3 separate regions of the Homo sapiens genome follow, and regions 2 and 3 are each linked to region 1. A link is a loop called in an ENCODE intact Hi-C map of the cell type or tissue named here. Cell type or tissue: endothelial cell of umbilical vein. All regions are shown on one strand.

What was found. A loop is a pair of places that touch in the nucleus more often than their neighbours do. Peaks named below come from ENCODE experiments on the same cell type or tissue, not always from the same donor. Only the 100,000 strongest peaks of a DNase experiment are listed, where the experiment ranks them.
Region 2: it touches region 1 in a loop (12-fold over the local background); 1 of 110 quality-filtered maps calls a loop at or near these places.
Region 3: it touches region 1 in a loop (14-fold over the local background); 1 of 110 quality-filtered maps calls a loop at or near these places.

The regions. Positions count from the first base shown.
Region 1 is chr10:14,781,243-14,785,242 of GRCh38, reverse strand. No RefSeq gene overlaps it. Among named protein-coding and RNA genes, the nearest start is that of FAM107B, 8.3 kb to the right of the region's middle. In endothelial cell of umbilical vein, no CTCF peak of the experiment used is centred here; DNase peaks (open chromatin) are centred at 2,282 and 3,322; H3K27ac peaks cover 2,624 bases.
Region 2 is chr10:14,586,358-14,590,357 of GRCh38, reverse strand. All of the region lies in intron 2 of FAM107B (family with sequence similarity 107 member B), which reads left to right. Among named protein-coding and RNA genes, the nearest start is that of MIR1265, 150 kb to the right of the region's middle. RefSeq lists an enhancer at 1,881-2,080. In endothelial cell of umbilical vein, no CTCF peak of the experiment used is centred here; a DNase peak (open chromatin) is centred at 2,107; H3K27ac peaks cover 3,881 bases.
Region 3 is chr10:14,576,639-14,580,638 of GRCh38, reverse strand. All of the region lies in intron 2 of FAM107B (family with sequence similarity 107 member B), which reads left to right. Among named protein-coding and RNA genes, the nearest start is that of MIR1265, 140 kb to the right of the region's middle. In endothelial cell of umbilical vein, no CTCF peak of the experiment used is centred here; a DNase peak (open chromatin) is centred at 2,118; H3K27ac peaks cover 4,000 bases.

The sequences.
Region 1 (4,000 bases):
CATTGTCATTATCATTTTAAACCCTTTAAATGATTTCACTGTTATTTTAGTGGAGTTATCTTACTACTCGTGAGTCATTTAGAACTTGGATTAGTGCTTTGACCTGTATCAGGAATCATATTCACTTTTTCTTTAAAATTTAATGGCTCTTTCTTTAACAAATGAGATCATATATAATGCTTTATAATCTACTTTTAAAGATTAATACAGTATGAAGATTTTTCATTTGTGGGCAACTTGCTATAGGACCTGCTCTCTTCATTCCTTCGTCACCACTTGCCCATAGTGTGTCACACAGGAAGGCAAGGATGGTTAGCACACTTGGCCCTGGGAGGATGAAGAATGCAATGGGCTGGAAGTCCTAGGGCAGGTGGGATGTGAATATGGGACAACACATTGCCAAGGGGCAGCTATTGGGAAAGGATACAGGGCATGTGGCTTAAGGCAGATGCTTTTTCACTCTGAAACAACTGGGGCAAAAATTTGTAGACAGCTGGACACTATTTGCAGATAAGACATCGTACTGATTGTGCAATGACATGGCCTAGCCACCTTCCCAAGGATAGAATTCTATCTGGCTTTATTAACTCTCCAGGGATGGCCTCGACTTTGGCTGCCTGTTCTTCCGGCCACCCCAGGAGGCTGAACACCCCCCCGAATGCAGGCTGTGGGCCAAGAAGAATAGTGACAGGAGATGGGGAGTGGGCATATCTGGGGGTCTCTGAATCCACCCAAAGGACAAGGGTCCATTGAAGGAAGCTAAATAGGAACCTGATCAGTATTTCCTCTGAAGTATTAGTAGAAGTGATAATGATGTCTATGGCCGGGCATGGTGGCTCACACCTGTAATCCCAGCACTTTGGGAGGCTGAGGCAGGCAGATCATTTGAGGACAGGAGTTCAAAACCAGCTTGGCCAACATGGTGAAACCCCATCTCTAATAAAAATACAAAAATTAGCTGGGCGTGATGGTGGGCACCTGTAATCCCAGCTACTCAGGAGGCTGAGGCAGGAGAATTGCTTGAGCCTGGAAGGCGGAGGTTGCAGTGAGCCAAAAGTGTGCTACTGTACTCCAGCCTGGGCAAAAAAGCAAGATTCTGCCTCAAAAAAAAAAAAAAAAAAAAAAAAAAAGAAGTGATAATGATGTCAGTAGAGTCCTGAAGCTTGGGGCATTGCTGAGCATCAGACAGGAAAGGTGTATTTTTCTTAGGCTACCTGATTCACCAGCCCTTTACATTTCAGCGGTACTTTTGGGTAGAAAGCAGAAAAGCTTTTGATTTCTTTTTCCTGAAGGAAGATAATTTTGTAATCAGCTGGGAATTCAGTGTGAGGATTAAAAAGAGGAGTAAAGAGAATTCCAGATTGTGAAGGCAGGGCAGTCTTGCTTCCAGGCAAACCCGATGACAGTCAAATCTAGTTTTGCAACACAATTAGGGCATTTTCACTGACCTCAGAAATGTTGGAGAAATTCTTACCAAAGGCTGGGTGTGGTGGCTCATGCCTGTAATCCCAGCACTTTGGGAGGCTGAGGTGGGTAGATCACCTGAGGTCAGGAGTTCGAGACCAGCCTGGTCAACATGGCAAAACCCTGTCTCTACTAAAAATGCAAAAATTAGCCAGGCATGGTGGCGGGTGCCTGTAATTCCACCTACATGGGAGGCTGAGGCAGGGGATCGCTTGAACCCAGGAGGCAGAGGTTGCAGTGAGCCGAGATTGTGCCACTGCACTCCAGCCTGGGTGACAGAGCCAGACTCCATCTCAAAAAAAAAAAAAAAAAAAATCCTTACCAAAAAAATGGAAGTGAATCCCCATTTTAAGTTCACTTTGATTTAAAAATATAGTCATGTGCTGGTTAACGACAGGGATACATTCTGAAAGACGTAAAATTAGGCAATTTCACTGTACAAATATCGCATGGATGGTAGAGTCCACAGCACACCTGGGGTATAGGGTATAGCCCATTGCTCCTAGGCTACAAACCTGGACAGCATGTGACTATACTGAATACTACAGGCAGTTTTAACACAAGTAAGTATTTGTGTATCGAAACCTAAAATACAGTATTATTATCTTATGGGACCACTGCCATGTATGCGGGCCCTTGTTCACTGAAACATTGTTACGCAGTGCATGAGTGTAAATATAGGGGAAGGGAGAGGATGTGAAATCAGACAATGGCACTGATCCTGGCCTTATCTACAACCACTGCTGTGTTTCTGGGTCTTATACCCCAGATCTGTTTCCTGCCCCTTCCTCTGCCCCTCCTGTCTTGGTTAGGTGACCTTCCTTCCTCCACACTGAGAAAGAAATGATGCTTCCTGTTACTTTCAGGGACTGATGTGGGACTCCTGAACTCCGTTGTGCGTGCTGTCCTGCTGGTACCAAGGCTAAGGCCTGGGAGCAAAGGTCGGTCTTCCCTTAGGGCAGAGGATGTTCTCAGCATTAATCATCTTGGGGCAGGAAATGACTAGCAAGGTGGCTCTTAGGAGAGCGAGGGAACCCAGGGCCTTATCGCTTAAGCCTAGATTCTAAGGAATCTAGATGAGCCTTTTTTTTTTTTTTTTTTTGAGACGGAGTCTCACTCTGTCGCCCAGGCTGGAGTCCAATAGCACGATCTCGGCTCACTGCAAGCTCCGCCTCCCAGGTTCAAGTGATTCTCCTGCCTCAGCCTCCCGAGTAGCTGGGACTACAGGCATATGCCACCATGCCCGGCTAATTTTTTTTTTTTTTTTTTTTTTTTTGTATTTTTGGTAGAGACGGGTTTTCACTGTGTTAGCCAGGATGGTCTCTATCTCCTGACCTTGTGATCCGCCCGCCTCGGCCTCCCAAAGTGCTGGGATTACAGGCGTGAGCCACCGCGCCCGGCCTATCTAGATGGGCTTGACAGGGGTAAGACAGTCCATGCTACCCAGATGCTGAACAGGAACTCGGCAGACCGGAAGCCCCGGAAGACCCTGCGACAAATAACCTGGGGGCTTTGGGGCACCGACAATGATGTTACCCAGCAAACAGTCAAAAAGAAAACTTTTTTTTAGAGAGGCATAATTGCCTTTTGTAATCAGCAAAGTCTGGTCATGCACCAAAGATGATTATCCGCTGAATTGTGCAGAAGGGGCAGTTGTGTCCCTTTTCTTGGGCTGGATTTTTAAGGCAGAGGGCAGTGCCTCCCGAGGCCACTGTGGCAGAAGCGATTAGCGGGATCCCCACAGAGAAAGTGAGACTCAGGAAACAAGGGGATGCAAGATCAGCCGGGCTTCCTGACTTGGGTCATTATCTTATTTCCAGGAGCCAGCGGGTTTCCTCACTGCACTCACCACACTCACTCATGTGCTCTACTGCCCTTTGGGCTCCAAGAGAGCAGGATCCTGGCTTATTTCACTCCAAGTAGCACCTGACTCAGAACCTGCTCTGCAGTGAGTTCTCAATCAATGATGTTTGAAGACATGGGCCCCAGTGATAGTGCTTTCTCTATGCGCTCTCTATGGAAAATGACAAATCTTCTTAAGGCATCCTGATGGAGGCACTGAATGGCTGAGATCCGCTCTGCTGGTCTCCCCTTTGGAGAGATCATTGGTGCCACATGCTTGATTTTCATCTGAGACCTCACCTAGAACTGAGCATGTTGGTGCCTTGTCACCTTGGGATGTTTCCATGCTATTTTTTTCTAATAGAAAAGTTAGTATTTGCACATGGTTAACAAAATTCAAACAGTACAACAGGGTATACCATGAAAAGCATCTTCCTCCCAAATCAGACCTTTAGTGTCCCCTCTCCGGAGGCAGAAGACTTCTTGGACATTCCTCTGAAGCTTTTCTACATAAAAGTAAGCACATACATGTATATATTTATATGGGTATATTTTTAGATATCCACATGTGCTTAACTTTTCAATTTGCTTTTGTCATTCAAAGTATTTCCTGGCAATTTTTCATATTGCCCCATGTAAGTTGACTTTATTCCTTTTAAATTAAAAAAATTCTATTAAGTAATACTTCTATATG
Region 2 (4,000 bases), 190 kb after region 1:
TAGTCACAGTCTCATTCTGAGGAGTCGTGCTGTTGACCAAACACTTGATTTCATATAAATCATGGCTGTGACCAATAAGTCCTAAAAGAAAGATGTGAAAACTAGAAACGTGGAAGAGTTTGAAATCATAAATGTTGCTTCTGTTGTCAGAGAGGTCTTGAGCTTGGAGAAGCCATAGAAATGAAGAGGTCATCTAATCAAGATTCTTCATTTTTGGTGAATAAACCAACGCTTAGATGTGTTAAATTGCTTGCCCAAGACCACACAGCTAATGATTTGTAGAGTTGGAACCAAAACTCATCCTGGAATAAGGACCATTAGTACGTTAAGTGTTTCTTTTGAACATGTTAAATGCTTCTTACATGCATCATTTTTGGATCCTCATGACAACCCTGTGATTTAGGACTGTAATTGGTTTTATTTTCTGAGGAGGATGTTGAGGCATAGAGACATTGAATATCTTGCCCAGGATCACCCAGGACTGAGATATATTCACTGCAAAGAATGTGCTTTTCTTTTTTTTAATTTTTAAAATTTTTAAATTTTGCTTTATGTTCTGGGCTACATGTGCAGTACATGCAGGATTCTTACATAGGTATACATGTGCCACGGTGGTTTGGCGCACCCATCAATCTGTCATCTAGGTTTTAAGCCCCGCATACATTTGGTATTTGTCCTAATGCTTTCCCTCCCCTTGCCCCTCATCCCCCAAGAATGTACTCTTATTCACCCTATGGTGTACTGCCTTCTGATTCATTCAGTCATTCATTTCTTCCTTGTTATTATTATTACTGTTTAAAATTCATTATTTCGTGTTAAAGGAATGCCTTATTCCTAACAGCCCAGAAACATTGCCTTTCAAGGACTTTCCATATACTCTTAAAATCTATATTTTTAAAAACCTACCAGCTCTAATTATTGCAGATATAGTCAGTGGAAATCACTAGCTATAATAAATGTTATTTGAATAATTGGTAATTGTGCCTGGCTTACTAGTATTTGAAAAAGCTTTCAGATTATAGATGGTTCAGGACTCTTATAAGATGTCTAGGTAAGTTTGAACTGATAGTTTCTTTCTTTTGATAAATGTCCTATGCCAACCTACAGCTTTAAAAATAATTCCTTTGACCATTCTTTTAAAAAGTCACCACTTACTCTTTTTTTTCTTTTCTTTTTTTTTTTTTGAGACAGTCTCGGTGTGTCACCTAGGCTGTAGTGCAGTGATGTTATCTCGGCTCACTGCAACCTCCTGGGCTCAAGTGATTCTCCTGCCTCAGCCTCCCAAGTAGCTGAGACCACCGGCATGCACCACCACACCCGGCTAATTTTTGTATTTTTAGTAAGGATGGGGTTTCACCACGTTGACCAGGCTGGTCTCGAACTCCTGACCTCAAGTGATCTGCCTGCTTTGGCCTCCCAAAGTGCTGGGATTACAGGCGTGAGTCACTGCGCCCAGCCTCACCACTTATTCTTTAAATTCTTGGAAACATCATGAAGGAATCAACTTGGGATGGGTTTGGAGCCCTCCTTCTCTCTCTTCTTCCTCCTTTTCACTCCCCTTCAGTAACAGTAACATCCTGGGGAGCTCTGAAGCTGAGATTTCATAAAGATCAGATGTGTTTTTGGGAGACAGCGTGTGTGGGGTGATGGGTGGGGAGGAGTGGAGGTGAGAAGTCACCCTGTGGCATGGGAGAGGATGTTTGATGTTGATTTTCTGAGTGTCAGCCTCCTGTTTCTCAGGACGGTTGGTTGACTGTCTTTTTCTCTACTTGCGCTGCCCACAAAGAGCCAGATGTGGGTGCCTCCGGGGGTTTATGGGACCCACTTACCTGTGTGAAGCTGGCTTACAGAGAGGGGAGAATGGGTAGACCCTGGTAGCGTCCAGGGAGACTTTCACGTGGGCGTGGTTTGTACTCTGACCCACTGGTGACTTTAAACAATTTGTCATCAAATACCACAGTTGGCTTTGCAGCTATCTGGTATTTGTGCCTGGAGTAGGTTTGTTTGTTTTGTTTTAAATGCTTCTAAATTACAATTCTTTGTGAGCTTCCTGTTTCCTACTTACAGCTGAAATATGTGATGACTGACTCTACCAGGACTGCTTTTTTCCCCTTTTCTGCATTTGTGCTGGAAACAGAACAGCTTGCACGCACAGCCTGGAGCATGTTGCCTGCATGTGCTTCTTGGTGGACGTGAGCACATGGCTGACTAATTTCAAAAACCGCCTATTTATATCCTCTTCAGAAGCGCTGTCAGACATTAGGCACTCTCTCTACTAACGTCACGTCGATTAATATGGATTTTAAAATGGAAGTAAATTATTTTTTACTCATGGGTGAGTCATTAGATAGTCTTTTTTAAATATACATCCCACCATTTCTCTCAAGGGTGTCACACTGGTAATTGTCCCATGCTGGAGTTTTCAGCAGTTATCATAGGATTGAGTGCAGGAGGAGGCTGTGGAGAACACCTAACCCTCTGATTTTATAGATGAAATGACAGCCCAGGGTTGCTGAATTACTGAGAGCTCAAAGCTCCTTGGTGCAAATCTAGGACTAGAGCTCTCTCCTCCCGTAGCTTCGAATTGAGCACAGTGTCCTTTACTGTCACCCACCTTGCCTCACCCTACCTACCCCACATGCTGGCACTTGCCACCACAAAAGAATAAAAACAAGGACAGGAAACAAAACTTCCTAGTTGCTAGGGTTGTGGTGACGATTTTATAGCAGAAAAGAAAATAATGTTTAAGATATGTAATCCTAAAGAAACTGTCTTTTTTTGGATGTTTGTGTAAGACAAATTCTTATTCATACTAATGGAAAGTCTTAAAAACATTAAACATGAAAAATAGTTGTTCATACCATGAAAATAAGCCTAGGCATTTATTTAAATGTATGAGAACTATCTTTGTCGACTGTGTCTGTTGTCCACATTTTGACTTCTAGGGCTAAGCAACTTCCCGCGATTGGATAAATATGGGAGTTCTTTCTAAATAAATATATGAGAATATATTTCTGTGCATAAATACATGAGAATAAATACATGAGTACCTGCATTGTGTCTTACACTGTCATTATCCTCAGGCTTTTTTCAGATGTATGTTGTCATTTATTAGTTCCGACACTGGCGCATTAGAAGGACGATGAACTTTTTGCTAGATAGACCTAGGTGGCATGTCGTAAGTGCTTTTATCTTGGTGAGTTCAAGTTTTCTCATCTCTGCAGTGTGACTATTATCAGGCAGGAAAAGCACCTGGCACAGTGCCTGTACACAGGTGTGAACAGAGGTTAGTGTCTGCTCCCCCAAGGTGGTGTTGTGATGTGATGTCATACGTGATTGTTTACACTCTCACCTGATGGGCGAGACTATTCCATTCTCATAGGACTCAATGAGAGAGAGTTTGTCCCAGGATTGGGGTGAATGTTTCACCTATATCATCCTCTTGGGCCTTCTCCACCTGAAATGTAGCCTAGTTTGATAAGCAGTGGTAGAATACAGAGACAGGTTAGGAACCTGGTGGGGGTAGAGGGTCCATACTGGAGCTCTGGGATCTAATTGGAGAGTGGAGGAGCGACCCTGGGCTCAAAGGTATGGCTGTCTTCATCCATTTGGGCTGCTGTAACAAATACCACAGACGGGGTGGCTTAAACAGCATTTATTTCTCACAGTTCTGGAGGTTGGGAACTCCAAGATCAAAGATGCTGGCAGATTTGGTGTCTGGTGAGGGCTCCCTTCGTGTTTTGTAGAAGGCCACCTTTTTGCTGTATCCCCACATGGTGGAGAGGGAGATCATCTGCCTGGTGTCTCTTTTTCTAAGGGCACTAATCCCATTCATGAGGGCTCCACTTCTATGACTTAATTACTTCCCCTAAGCCCCACTTCCAAATATCATCACGTTGGGATTAGGGCTTAAATAATATGAATTTATGGTGGAGGAGGAAAAAATATTCAGTCCATAGCCATGGCCAAGGTGAGCAGAGGCTTCAAGTCTATGGGCAGG
Region 3 (4,000 bases), 200 kb after region 1:
CTTTTGTCCATGCTGTAGTGCGCTGTTCCTTGTGTAACATTCCATGTGGAAAACTTCTTTTAGACAATCATACCATGATATTTTTTCTTTTCCTTGAGAAGATGGATACTTATTTTTTTTTCTAAGAATGTATAGTATGTACCTTTTTATTTTTGGTCCTGGCCCCCAGGAAACTCAAAACCACACTTAATACAGAGATCTGGAAATTATATTAGCCCTTGTGTGTACCACTTGCTGTTTCTTTTGTAGGGTGGCCTTGACTTACTTACTTTTTTTTTTGGCACGGAGTCTTGCTCTGTCGTGCAGGCTGGAGTGCAGTGGCATGATCTCGGCTCACTGCAAGCTCCACCTCCTGGGTTCACGCCATTCTCCTGTCTCAGCCTCCCAAGTAGCTGGGGCTACAGGCACCCACCACCATGCCCAGCTAATTTTTTTGGATTTTTAGTAGAGACAGGGTTTCACCATATTAGCCAGGATGGTCTTGATCTCCTGACCTCATGATCCACCCACCTGGGCCTCCCAAAGTGCTGGGATTACAGGCTTGAGCCACCGCACCCAGCCTGGCTTTCTAATGTTATTTTATTTACCTAGTTGAATGTATGACTTTTTTTTTTTTTTTGAAATGAAGTCTTGCTGTAACACATGCTGGAGTGTAATGGCATGATCTCAGCTCACTGCAACTTCTGCTTCCTGGGTTCAAGCAATTCTTCTGCCTCAGCCTCCCAAGTATCTGGGACTGCAGGTGCCTGCCATCATGCTTGGCTAATTTTTGTATTTTTAGTAGAGATGGGGTTTCACCGTATTGGCCAGGCTGGTCTCGAACTCCTGACCTCAAGTGATCTGTCCTCAGCCTCCCAAATGCTGGGATTACAGGCATGAGACATGTATGACTTTTAACACACTCCAAATCTTTTTTGGAAGGAACTAGTGAATGACAGAACAGTTTTATCCTCCTCTTATCTCCTAATATGGGGTATTGAGTAACAAACTTGGTTTTGAAATTCTGTTGCCCTTGTGTGCTTTTACTTGGGTAATGCAACTAACAGAAATTTCTGGATTTGCTTAAGTAGAATTTCCATTTCTTTGCTTGATAAAGCCCAGGGTTGCAATTTTAGGGCAGTTACCAGCCAGGTAGAGAGGTAGGAACGGTTTTGAGATGACCCTCTCACTGGTTTCCTCTGTTTATTCTAATTGTGAGATTTTGGTTACTTTGCAATAGAGGGTTTAGATATGCACTGCTTTACAGCAACCGGGTAACTGGCTTCTGAAGATTGAATATACGGTTTCTTCAGCATTGCTGTTTCCAAAAGAGTTTAGTTTGTTTTCATTCATTGACTTAGTGCCTTCCTCTGTTCAAGGAATTCTACTAATTGGTATGGGTGTTTCCAAATGATGCTTAGCTGGCCGACCCTTCTTTGGAGAAGCTTACATTTAAAAAAATTAATTTTCACAATTGGTATGTCAAATTGGTAATTATTTCAGAAGCAAATTAAGATAACATCTTAGAAAATCAATTTATGGACTTGAGCCGAGTGCTTCATACAACGAATGGGTTTTTTCTAGGTGTTTGTCACCGGGAATTTTCCTGAGAGGCTTGTATATATTAATAGAAAAGGAGTGTAGCTTTTTTTTCTCTTCGTTATAATTTAGGTAAAGTCTTACAATGTGTGAACAAGGCTGTCATTTTTAGCTTGCGTTTGAACGAAAACATGCTATACTTTTTGGAGACCCTGATTGAGTAATCAGTACTTGGGGTAGTGATAAACCACAGGTGAGCTAACTTGCGGCATTCTTTAGATTAAAATTTGATCGTCATTGTTTGTTCCCAACAATGATTTGCCAGGAATGGTATGCATACTTCTCTTCTGCCCCATTCTTCCTTGTTCTAATCTCTTCTTAAATAGTTCTGTTTTTCTTTTGCTGAACAGGAATTCCCAAGTAAATAATTCTTTCTTGTGACCGAGGGTGCAGTTGGTGAGGTCTTCTTGCCTTCTGAATGGCCAGTAGCTGCTTCCGGACTCCGGAAAATATGTCGCAAATGAAGACTGCTATCACTCACTCTATAAACAGGACCAGAAAGTGAGCAATTTGGCAAGGTCCCCTCTCTCGGCAAGTCTGATGGATCTCTTTTTTTTCCCCAGTGAAGGCTTGTCATATTTATAAGCCAGTAGTGTTATTTCAGAATCTCCGAAGGAAATGTGCCTCCGTGATAGGGAAGCAACTTGTTTATTCTAGACTTTTCTTCACTATATTTCTAACGTTGAGGAAATTACTCAAAGAGGTTTGGCAGAGTGAAGACAGATGAGTGAGACTGGATTGAGTTTATGGAATGTATTAATTCAACTGATGTTTGTTCAACTCCAAATGAAGGATCCAGCATCCAGGGCACAGATAAGTGCAGGATATTCGCCCTCAGGGAACTTCCTGTCATTAGGGAGGCTGGCACCTGCTTGCAGTTAACAGAAATGTTAGCGTAGTTGCTCATTCTGCTTGGAAGCGGAGTTCGTTACCATTTCATTTAATGAACTTTTCCAAATGGAAAGAAAGCTTTGTACCCGCACGCCCTGGCTCTGGATGTGGAGGTTGAGAGCCCTGTGAAGCTCTTATTTAAACATGAAAATGGGTGTCAGCTTTAGGACTAAGTTCCACTGGGAAGAACTGGGGGAAGGGAGCCATTTTTAGGTGGCATTAGCCATACCACCTTTAATAAAAAACTTCGTGTAACTCAATGTATTTCCTGGCTGGCTGCAGTTACAGAAATATTAACTGTCCTAAAATGTTTATCTTAAAGAGAAACGACTTCAGTATTAGAGAATGCACAGAAAACTAGATTATAAGTAAATACTTTTGTTCACATTGGGGGTTAAAAACATTGGGCCTGCTTCATCATGGTTATTAATGTGGACCTGTGTTGTTACGTTATAAGCAGAGGTTTACAGATCTGAGTTTCAAGGCTTGGCACTTGGAAATGAGCTGAGATTAGCGTTAGAGAACAAGGCCTCTCCTGCCATCTTGGGAGCTGAAATCCCAGGATCTCAACCTGAAAATCAGGGGCTAACACTCTGATATTGATCTGTATACCTTCGGAAATACAGTTTTTAAAAAGAAACAATTTTTAAGACTAGAACATTTTTTTTTATTTCTTCGTACTATGCAAGTTTATATACGTAGCTGTAAAAGGCAAACGTAAGCTCGCTTTTTTAAAGATTCACGTGAAGCTGTTTTCTTTCCGTGAACGGAAGAGTTTGACAGAGAAACACCTTGGTAAGCACACATCGAGAATACGTTATTAGAACATGATTCTTTCTCCATTGGGCCCCATGAGGCCAAGCAGAAAAATCCAGCAATAGAATGCAAATATGAGCATGCTTTCTTTAAGATGTATCATAAACTGTTTTCTGTCAGAGAATGGAAGGATTTGACAGAGAAACACCTTTGTAAGTACACATCGAGAATACGCAATTAGAATATTGTCTCAGTTGGGCCCTGTGAGGCAAGGAGGCATATCCAGCCATAAAAGGCATGCATGTTTTCTGTAAGATTTCATCATAAGCAGTGTTCTGTCAGTGAATGGAAGCATTTGAATAGAGAAACTTCTTTGTAAGCATACATTGACAATATGAAGAAACAATTATTGATCAAAAAAGCCATGCATTATTATGTATTTTTTCCATTCTGCTTGTAATCAGTGTTGCTGTTTTTTCGTCGTGTTTAATAGAGGCAACACATTACTGATCCCAAATACTCTGGGAAGATTTAATCTAAAATACCCCTTCTCTATTCAGGGATCTAATCATTTCTGTTCTTAACTAGGTTTTCATTGGTATTCTCAACTTTTCTAATAAAACGGTTTTTGGGACTTGCAATCTTCTTTCATTTTGTAGTAAGTAGCCTTATTCCTGTTTTATAGATAGAAAAAAATAAAGTACAAAGATGTGTTTGCACTGTTAGAATTCTAATGCCACAGAATACTACTGTAAATGTTTGGTTCCAATTGTGC